2 separate regions of the Homo sapiens genome follow, and region 1 is linked to region 2. A link is an interaction called in ENCODE POLR2A ChIA-PET data of the cell type or tissue named here. Cell type or tissue: OCI-LY7. All regions are shown on one strand. Each heading gives the region's core, and the rest is flanking DNA. Links, peaks and the distances in the headings are about the cores only. Region 1 overlaps CDH1 (cadherin 1). Region 2 has its middle 39 kb from the start of SMPD3.

Region 1 (5,375 bases), core at 153-5,152, 270 kb after region 2:
AACTGGACTGTGTCAGCTGGGTGTGGTGGTTTATGACTGTAATCCCAAGCCAAGGCAGGTAGATCTCTTGAGCCCAGGAGTTCAAGACCAGCCTGGGCATGATAGAACCCCGCCTCTACAAAAAATCCAAAAATTAGCCAGGTGTAGTGGCATATGCTTGTAGTCCCAGCTACTTGGGAGCTGGGGTGAGAGGATCACTTGAGCCTGGGAGGTTGAAGCTGCCTGGGAGGTTTAGCCATGATCGTACCACTGCATTCCAGCCTGGGTGACAGGGCAAGACTCTGTCTCAAAAAAAAAAAAAAAAAAAAAATAGAATTGGACTGTATCTTGAGGGGACTGGACTTCTACATTCAAGTCTATATTCATGTCATTGAAAAAGACTGTTCTCTAGTCAGGCATTTTTCTTTTAATTTTTAAATTTTTTGTTAAAATAAATAGAGAGGGTCTTGTTACGTTGCCCAGGCTAGTCTCGAACTCCTGAGCTTAAGCAATACCCCCGCCTTGGCCTCCCAAAGTGCTAGGATTACAGGTCTGAGCCACCATGCCCGGCCAGGCCAGGCATTTTCTAGAGAAGGAATCCTGAGGGCTCATTTTCACATCTCCTTCATTTTTTATTTATTTATCTTTCTCTTTTGACCTGCCACTTTAGGAACATCTCCTTTAAAGGGTATCAGATTCAAACCAGGAAATAATGCTCATTCCAAGCCACTCCCCACCCCTCAGCATGTTGCCCAAGAGGAATATTGCTCCAGCAGAGTTTTCTAAATTTTTTTTTTTTTTTTTTTTGAGACAGAGTCTTGCTCTTGTTGCCCAGGCTAGAGTGCAGTGGCCTGATCTCGGCTCATTGCAACCTCTGCCTCCCGGGTTCAAGCGATTCTCCCACCTCAGCCTCCGGTGTAGCTGGGATTACAGGCATGTGCCACCACACCTGGCTACTTTTTGTATTTTTCGTAGAGACGGGGTTTCACCATGTTGGCCAGGCTGGTCTCCAACTCCTGACCTTAGGTGATAAGCCCTCCTCGGCCTCCCAAAGTGCTGGGATTACAGGCATGAATGAGCCACTGTGCCTAGCCGAGTTTTCTAAAGATTCTTCCTGCAGAGGGATGATATTTTCTAAACAGGCATCATTTAGGGCATATTTTTTTTTTTTTTTTGTGCATGTATACGAGTGTTCCTAGGACCTGGTACTTACTTTGGAATCTCACCTTCAGTACGAGGCTTCCTCCCCAACAAATTCTTCACCACAACTATGTGGGAGTGTTTGAAAAAGGGAACAAGATGACCAACTTGTTGGTGGGGAGAGTTGTGGCTTTCCTATTGGAAAACATCATCCCTTGAATAAGCAGTGAGGCAAACACCTGGGCACTTACTTTATGAACAGGTGGGGTGGGGCCCTGAGTCACCGACATTGAGAGGCCTCTCCTGGTAAGGTTTTTCAATATCAGGTTGAATCAGCGGTGACATCACCCTCTATAGTGACAGGTACTCTAGGTGCCGGCTCTTACTCATAAGTCCCAGGAGATACTAGCCCTAGATCTCGTCTCTGTTAGCTTCGTGCTAAAAGGTTTTGGAGAAATAACAGCTGCTTGGTGACGTTCATGTGGCTGGTTTCATTACCACCTAACTCCCAGGCTTGTAATCATGACTAAATTTTCTGGAGAAAATAGAATTTGTGGTTGTATTTCTTGTAACTTTTGCCTTCTTGTCTCAAGTCTGCATTTAAAAAGAGGCCGGGTGCGGTAGCTCATGCCTGTAATCCAGCACTTCGGGAGGCCAAAGTGGGAGGATTGCTTGAGCCCAGAAGTTGGAGACCAGATTGGGCAACAAAGGGAAACCCTGTCTCTACATACAAAAACAATTACCCAGGCATGGTGGCGTGTGCCTGTGATCCCAGCTTCATGGGAGGCTGAGGCAGGTAGATCCCTTGAGTCCAGGAGGTTAAGGCTGCAGTGAGCTGCGTTTTGCACCACTGCACTCCAGCTTGGGTGACAGAGCGAGACGCTCTCTCAAAAACAAAAAACAAAACAAAACAAAGCCCTCTTCTACTCCTTGAGGTTTTTGGATGTTTCAGAGCTGTATTTTGAGTCTCTGATTTTTGTTTTGTTTTGTTTTGAGACAGAGTCTTGCTCTGTCACCCAGGCTGGAGCGCAGTGTTGGAGTCTCAGCTCACTGCAACCTCCACCTCCCAGGTTCAAGCTATTCTCCTTCCTCAGCCTCCCGAGTAGCTGGGATTATAGGCCAGCGCCACCATGCCCGGCTAATTTTTGTATTTTTAGTAGAGACAGGGTTTCACCATGTTGGCCAGGCTGGTCCTGACCTCAAGTGATCCGCCCACCTTGGCCTCCCAAAGTGCTGGGATTACAGGTGTGAGCCATGGCAACCAGCTGAGTTTTTGATTTTGAAACTTCCTGTAAGTTGTACTTATTTTTCTTTGGGCTTTGTAATTTGGTTATGATTTTTCATTCTTCTTTCTGCTAATCCTCTCACTTCCACCATGGGAGTGTTTAAATACCTGGGAAGCTGTTGAACCTAGGAAACCACATTTTACTTGCCAGATGTGAGGTTTCATTTCTGGTTTTGACAGAGATTTGACTCTTCAGCATTTATTTCTCTTTTAGCCTATGAGCTTCTCTTAGAGAAGATGAACTGGGAGGGTGGAATGCAGCAGGATTGCCTGGATTCCAATCCCAACTGGACCCTTACTTTTCCTGTGATTTTGGGCAAGTTTCTTTCTCTTTCTTTCTTTCTCTCTCTCTTTTTCTTTCTCTCTCTCTCCTTCCTTCCTTCCTTCCTTCCTTTCTTTCTTTCTTTTTTTTGAGACAGGGCCTTTTTCTGTCACCCAGGCTGGAGTGGAGTGGTACAATTTTGGCTCACTGCAACCTCTGCCTCCTGGGCTCAAGTCATCCCCATCCTCCCACCTCAGCCTCCCAAGTAGCTGGGACTACAGGTGCATGCCACCACTCCAGGCTAATCTTTTTTTTTTTTTTTTTTGTATTTTTTGTAGAGACGAGGTTTTGCCATGTTGCCCAGGCTGGTTTTGAACTCCTGAGCTCAAGCCATCTGCCCGCCTCAGCCTCCCAAAGTGCTGGGATTACGGATGTGAGTTGCTGCACTGGCCTGCAAGTTTCTTTCTTTTTTTTCAAATTTTTTTGTGTCCCTCCCCTCTATCCCAACCCCACCCCATTTTGCCTAGGGTAGGCTTCTTTTTATTTCTTTTTTTTTTTTTTTTTTTTTTTTTTTGAGAGAGAGAGAGAGAGAGAGACCCAAATGGGAATTCCCTAGGGCCAGTTTCTTAATCTTTCTGTGCCTCAGTCCCCTCACCTGTACAAAGGGGATAAACATAGCCCCTACCACAAAGGATTGCAATGAGGATTCAATGAGTTAGCATGTGCGAAGTGCTTCCAGTGCCTGGTACGTAGCAACCACTCTTCATTTAGTTTTTATTGGCTGGGCTCCGTGGTACACATCTGTAGTCCTAGCTACTTGGGAGGTTGAGGCAGGAGGATCACTTGAGCCTGGGAGTTTCGAGGCTGCAGTGCATGCTGATTGTGCCCGTGAATAGTTACTGCTCTCCAACCTGGTCAATGTCTCAAGAATCGATCTCTAAAAAAACAAATTAGTTTTTCTCATTAGATGTTTCTGCTTTAGACTTGTGTCAAGGGAGTGAAAAAGCATGGGGCGGGGGGCGGGTAGTGTAAGTGTCAAAGGAGCCACAGAGGATTGAGTATGAGGAAGAGTGATACCCCCTTATCACTTTGCTCTTGACCTCCTAAAGAATAAGACGCTCCTTTGACCCAACATCCATTTGAGTGCAATTTTTTTTTTTTTTGAGATGGAGTCTTGCTCTGTTGCCCAGACTGGTGCCATCTCGGCTCACTGCAACTTCCGCCTCCCGGGTTCAAGCAATTCTCCTGCCTCAGCCTTCTGAGTAGCTGGGATTATAGGCGCCTGCCACCATGCCTGGCTAATTTTTTCTATTTTTAGAGAGATGGGGTTTCACCATGTTGGTCAGGCTGGTCTCAAACTCCTGACCTCAGATGATCTGCCCCTCTAGCCCTCTCAAAGTGTTGGGATTACAGGTGTGAGCCACCGTGCCCAGCTAATTACATTTAATTAATTTATTTTGAAAAATACAAGGTCTCACTGTGTTGCCCAGGTTGGTCTCAAACTCCTCGGCTCGGGCAATCCTCCTGCCTCAGCCTCCGACAAGTGGTGGGATTACAGGGGGCACAGTGGCTCATGCCTGTTATCCCAACACTTTGGGAGGCCAAGGCAGGAGAATCGCTTGAGCCCAAGAGTTCAAGACCAGCCTGGGCAACATAGCAAGACCCCCATCTCTACCAATAATAATAGTATTGTTATACAATGACCACAATAGTCGTTGCATTCATTTATTGATTGAGTACTCAACTGTTCATGTATGATCTTGTTTTTTTAATCCTTGCATCAACTTTAGAGTTAGGTACTATGGCAATTCCATTTTCTTTTCTTTCTTTTTTTTTTTTTTTTGGTTGAGATGGAATTTTGCTCTGTTGCCTGGGCTGGAGTGCAATGGTGCGATCTTGGCTCACTGCAACCTCCGCCTCCCGAGTTCAAGCGATTCTCCTGCCTCAGCCTCCCAAGTAGCTGGGATTACAGGCGCGTACCACCATGCCCAGATAATTTTTGTATTTTTTAATGGAGACAAGGTTTCACCATTTTGGCCAGGCTGGTGTCAAACTCCTCACCTCAGGTGATCTGCCTTGGCCTCCCAAAGTGCTAGGATTATAGATTATAGGCGTGAGCCACCACGCCGGGCCTGACAATTCCATTTCCAAATCATAAACAGAAGCTTCTACAGCTAGGGGAGCTGGGAAGGAAAAGTGTGTACCGCCCTGGCTGGCTTTTATCCTTCCTGTGCTCAGCGGCTCTATTTCTAAGAATGTTTCCATTCTAGATCCATCACTTTGGCCTAGAAAGGAGCCTCATGCCAAGGTCCACCCATGCAGCCCCTAAAATCCCCTTTTCCACCGTGCCCGGCTGAGTTTTTAAAATTCTAGTTTTCCACAGATGGAAATGTGAACTGTCTTGTAAAGTATTCCATATATATATATTTTTTTTTTTTTTTTAATTTTTTTTTTTTGAGATGAAATCTTGCTCTTGTCCCCCAGGCTAGAGTGCAATGGTGCGCTCTCAGCTCACTGCAAGCTCTGCCTCCCGGGTTCATGCCATTCTCCTGCCTCAGCCTCCTGAGTAGCTGGGACTATAGGTGCCCAACACCACGCCCAGCTAATTTTTTTTTTTTTTTTTTTTGCATTTTTAGTAGAGACGGGGTTTCACCGTGTTAGCCAGGATGGTCTCAATCTCCTGACCCCATGATCCTCCCCCACTCAGCC
Region 2 (5,375 bases), core at 254-5,253:
CTCACTTGCATATCAGCAAACACCCACATAGCCAAAATGACTTCAGTGCTTCCTACTTGTCTAGGTTCTTACCTCTCCTTAGATTCTGACCTTATTCCTTTTTCTCTTGCCAGCTCTTCATTGCTTTTAACAAGGTGTTTTTCATGTTTTATCCAGCATTTTTGGTTGTTTTCAACAATTATATCCTGTAAAACAGAGCTTGGCAGATCTTGCTGTGTGACCTCAAATAGGTCACTTCCCCTCTCTGGACCTCAGCCTTGCCTACCTCATGGCATGGTTGGGAGGATTAAATGAGGAAATGAAGGTAAAGGGGCTAGCACAGTGCTCAGCACATAGGGCACTCAATGAACATGAGTTCTCTTCCCTCTTACTGCCTGGTGGGGCTGGGTCCTTGGGATAAAACAGAAACCTAGTCATCCAATCCGGCCTAAGGTCTGGGTTACAGCAGCAGCTGAGGTTCGAGTGCCAATGCCCAGAGTTCTTCATCCTTTTTCAACTTCTGAGGTACCAGCTAAATGTTTGCTCCTGGAGATGGGAGTCCTGTAGCTCAACCAAGCTGGGCCAGATGCCAATGGCAGGGGAGGCATATGATCACAGTACCAGTGCCGGGGAGCAGGAAGGGCCCCTGGGGGAGCCTAGACCCATGGCCTCTGCACCGCAGCATCCCTGGGAGTGCCGCCATTTGGCTTGTGAGGGTGGCTTAACTGCAAGTGGCTTGGGGTAGCCTGGCTTGTGAGCCAGGCCTCTAGGGAAAACCCTCCTGCTTGGATCTAGAAGCCAGTGGTATGTGTCCATCCTGGAGGGAACAGCTTCCCAGACCAGAAAGCTAGGGTGCTCCTCTGCACTGTGGGGAGCTAGAATAAGGGTCTCCTGGGAGCAGTGCAGGCTTTTCCCAGAGTCAGTTCTAACCTCTCCATCGCCTCCATTACAGTCCCCCACCTGGCCACCCACCACCTGGCCAGGGTCACCATAGCCCTCCCTGACACCAGAGGGTTTTGTTTGTTTGGTTGTTTGTTTTTGAGATGGAGTCTCGCTCTGTTGCCCAGGCTGAGGTGCAGTGGCACGATCTCGGCTTACTGCAACCTCTGCCTCCCCGGTTCAAGTGATTCTCCTCCTGCCTCAGCCTCCTGAGTAGCTGGGATTACAGGTGCAGGCCACCACGCCCAGCTAATTTTTGTATTTTAGTAGGGACGGGGTTCCACCATGTTGGCCAGGCTGGTCTCGAACTCCTAACCTCAAGTGATCCGCCCGCCTCGGCCTCCCAGAGTGTTGGGATTACAGGCATAAGCCACCACACCTGACCCATCAGAGGGTTTTAATGAGAGAATGTGGATGCCATTCTCTCCCCAGCAAAGGTTCCCAACACTCAGGGTCAGCTGGCACTGCAGCCTCCTGTCCCCTCAGCCTCATTTGGTATTGGTTAGGGAGCCTCCTGTCCTTCCCTGAGCTTACTGCAGTCATTTCTGTCCCCATGGCCCTTACATGACATCCCTGGAAGGTGAGGTCTGGCCAGGCAGGCTGGGCATGTCCACTCTAACAGTGTACATCGGAAGTTCCCAGTCCAGAGAAGTCCTTCTAGGTTTCAGAATCAGGTTGGGACGAGGAGCAGGTTGGAAAACACTGTATTGGCCACAGAGCAGCCCAGGTCTGGAAGAATGAAAAGTCCTCTGATCCTAAATCATTAGAGAATATATTATAGAATGAAGCCATTTTCCAATCAAATGCAGCACTTTGGCCATTTTACCTGTATACATGCATAGATGAATTTTTTTTTTTGAGACAGAGTTTTGCTCTTGTTGCCCAGGCTGGAGTGCAATGGCACGATCGCGGCTCACTGCAACCTCTGCCTCCCGGGTTCAAGTGATTCTTCTGCCCCAGCCTCCAAGTAGCTGGGATTGCAGGTGCTCGCCACCACGCCCAGCTAATTTGTGTGTGTGTGTGTGTGTGTGTGTGTGTGTGTGTGTGTGTATTTTTAGTAGAGATGGGGTTTCACCATGTTGGCCAGGCTGGTCTTGAACTCCTGACCTCAGGTGATCTGCCCTCCTTGGCCGCACAGATGAATTTTTAAACAAGCTCATCCAGATGGTGAAAAAAGGCACATGCCCTTGCCAGATGAAAAATGAGATTCAAATGTGGATTAAATATATCAATTAAGAAGTCCCAATCCCTGGCCTGCTGCAGTTATATCCTTCAGAGACAGCAACCATTCTGGGAAGCTTCAACTACATCCTAATTACCCAGTGGGAAATCAGTGTGTCTTCGGAGGAAAATATTTCTAAGGGCTTTTAGCATGAGCTGTCTCCTCCCTACAGAGGCAGAGGGAGGAGAATTAGGCCAGTGCCAGACTCAGAGGCACACATTCAGGTATCAAGAGGCAAACGTCACTGCATCTTTTTTAAATCTGGGAATTTCTCTGGAATTCTTTGAATTACCATAGCAAAGTTGGTATTTCTTTTAAGGCACTTCTTATCTTACATCATAAGATGTTTTCTGAGATTCATTCATGTTGTTTCTTTGCCCCGGACTGCCCCTCCTCCCTTTGTCAGCCAGGCAAAGCTTTGTTTATTATTCAAGAGACTGTTCAAATGGCGCCTCCCCACAAAGCCTGTCCTGACCCTTGGCACTCCCAACAGGAAGACCAGCTCACTGAATTCTGCTGAAGAGTCAGCTATGAATGAGAATCAGATAAAACAGGTGCTATTCTCACCTTCTTCCTGTACACCTGTTCTGGAACATTCTTCCAGCAGTGCATAAAGCACTCTGCATTGTGTCTGCCTCTTCGTGCCTCTATGGGGCTGTGAGCTCTTTGAGAGAAGTCCTGAGACCTCCACTCCTTACACTCACTCCACCCACTCTCCATGTCCCCAGGGACCCTTGCTGGGCTTGGCTCTGCAGGCTGTGGCAGTCAATGAGCCTCTGAGCAAGCCTCCCTCCGGTACGGTATTCATCTGCCCTCCACAAGGCATCTAGTACAGGGCTCTGCATGCAGCAGCTACCTTAAACACACTGAAATGCAAAAAGAAAACAGACTTTATTTTAGATCCTTTGCAATGGAGGATGCCGAGAGCCTTAGCAACTTTCCTAAGCTAAAATCTGTGGGCTTCAAAGTGAGTTTCTAGGACTTCACTTTGGGGTGCCACCTTGAGAAATTTTAAGGCAATGTGACATTAGGGGGCCCATCCCCCAAAAAGGTGCCAAGAGGTACCTTCTAGAAGAGGCTGAAATTTGAGGAGCCCTTTGGTGGGAAACAAGTTACTAACCCAGCTGGGAAGAGATCTGAGAACAACCAGCTCACGGCTGGCTCTGCTCAAGGATGAACAAGGCAAAGAGCCCCCGTGGGTGTCACCTGGGTTTTGAAAGAAGTGTTGCATAAATGATTGCCTGCCTGTGGCATCAGGAAATCATTTGACCATCAATCGACAGCACATCTACCTCCAGCCCAGGCCTATTCCCCTGGGACAGTGCCTCTGGCTCTTGGCTGCTCCTCCCCGCAAATACGCTGCTATGTGCAAAGACTTTTGGCCCTTGGTACACATGTGCCTCTAGCTACCAACATAGCAGCTTGCGGGGCATTATTTTGGGGCATTATTTCCTAGATTTGATCCCCAAAGACTGATTCCCCCTGGGCTTCCTATACTTGTCCTCTGCACTGTTCCCTGATTGATCTAGGCAGAGTAGGAGTTCTCACCCGCCTGTATGACCCAGCTCCCCCAAGAAAGACCAGCTCATCTAAGGCTGGAGCTGAACGGGAACGACAAGGCCATGGGGCTGGGTAGGGAAAGAGTCTCCCTTGCACAGTTATCAGGCCAGGGACCTGCTCAGGACCCCTGAACAGTGTCTCATGTGTGTAATGTCAGCACTTTGGGAGGCTGAGTGGGGATGATCAGGTCAGGAGTTCTAGACCAGCCTGGGCAACAAAACGAGACCCCATCTCTACAAAACTTCACAAAAGTAGGCGTGGTGGCACACGCCTACAGTCCCAGCTACTCAAGATGCTGAGGTGAGAGGATCGCTTGAGCTCAGGAGTTTGAGGCTGCAGTGAGCTATGATCACCCCACCGCACTGTAGCCTGGGCAACAGAACAAGATCCCGTCTCTAAAAACAAAAAAAAAAAAAACAGCTTTATTAAGATATAGTTGAAATATGTAAACAGCACATACTTAAAAAGTACAATCTGATGAATTTTAACATATGTATGCATACACCTGTGAAACTGCTACCACCGTCAAGATAATGAACACATCCATCAACTCTAGAAGTTTCCTCCTGTCCCTTTGTGATCTCTCCCTCCCATCTCCACCGTCTCCAGGCAACCACCCATCTGCTGCTCTCTGTTACTGTAGATGAGTTAGCATTTTCTGAATTTTAAATAAATGGAATTATCTACTATGTACTATTTTTGTTTGTTCTTTCATTCAGTGTAATTATTTTGAGATTCATCCTTGCTGTGTATGTTAATAGTTAATTTCTTCTCATTGCTAAGCAGTATTCCATTGTATAGATTATACCACAATTTGTTAACTCTTCACTTGTTGATGGATATTTGGGTTGATTCCAGTTTGGGGTCATTACAAATAAAGTTGCCATGAATGTTCATATGCAAGGGTCTGTGTGAATACATGCTTTTATTTCCCTTGGGTAAATACCTAGTAGTGAAGGCTGGGAGTGGTGGCTCATGCCTATAATCCCAGCACTTTGGGAGGCAGAGGTGGGAGGATCTCTTGAGGCCAGGAGTTCCAGACCAGCCTGGGCAACACAGTGAGACCACTTCTCTACAAAATATTTAAAAATTAGCTGTACATGGTGGCATGAGCCTGTAGTCCTAGCTGCTCAGGAGGCTGAGGCAGGAGGATTGCTTGAGCCCAGCAGTTCGAGGCTGTAGTAAGTTATGATTGTACCACTGCACTGTAGCCAGTAAGTTATGATTGTACCACTGCACTGTAGCCTGGACGGCAGAGCAAGACCCTGTCTCAGTCAGTCAATTAATCAATCATTCAGTATATAGGAGTGGAATGGCTGGGTCATGTAATAGATATGTTTAATGTTTTGTTGTTGTTGTTCTTTAGGCCAATACAGCAGAATAGAAATATTGAACTTTTTTTTTTTTTGAGACGGAGTCTCGCCCTGTCACCCAGGTTGAAGTGCAATGGCGCGATCTCGGCTCACTGCAATCTCCGCCTCCCAGGTTCAAGCGATTCTCCTGCCTCAGCCTCCTGAGTAGCTGAGATTGCACGCGTGTGCCACCGCGTCCGGGAAAATATTTAACTTTTAAAGAAACTGCTGAAGTACCTTCTAAAGCAGTCAATTTGCCATTCCCATCAGCACGTATGAGGCTTCCGCATAGCCTTTCTTGGCTGGCTACAAACTACTGCAGA

What was found. Peaks named below come from ENCODE experiments on the same cell type or tissue, not always from the same donor. Only the 100,000 strongest peaks of a DNase experiment are listed, where the experiment ranks them.
Region 1: POLR2A ChIA-PET joins it to region 2 with 12 read pairs; 2 of 35 experiments call an interaction of 5 or more read pairs at or near these places.

The regions. Positions count from the first base shown.
Region 1 is chr16:68,754,995-68,760,369 of GRCh38, forward strand. All of the region lies in intron 2 of CDH1 (cadherin 1), which reads left to right. Among named protein-coding and RNA genes, the nearest start is that of CDH1, 20 kb to the left of the region's middle. RefSeq lists enhancers at 1,533-1,677, 1,671-1,770, 2,262-2,406, 2,451-2,500, 3,743-3,887 and cis regulatory regions at 1,605, 2,334, 3,815. In OCI-LY7, for the core only: no CTCF peak of the experiment used is centred there; a DNase peak (open chromatin) is centred at 2,557; H3K4me3 peaks cover 1,188 bases; H3K27ac peaks cover 1,258 bases.
Region 2 is chr16:68,484,432-68,489,806 of GRCh38, forward strand. No RefSeq gene overlaps it. Among named protein-coding and RNA genes, the nearest start is that of SMPD3, 39 kb to the left of the region's middle. In OCI-LY7, for the core only: no CTCF peak of the experiment used is centred there; DNase peaks (open chromatin) are centred at 2,720 and 3,380; H3K27ac peaks cover 1,285 bases.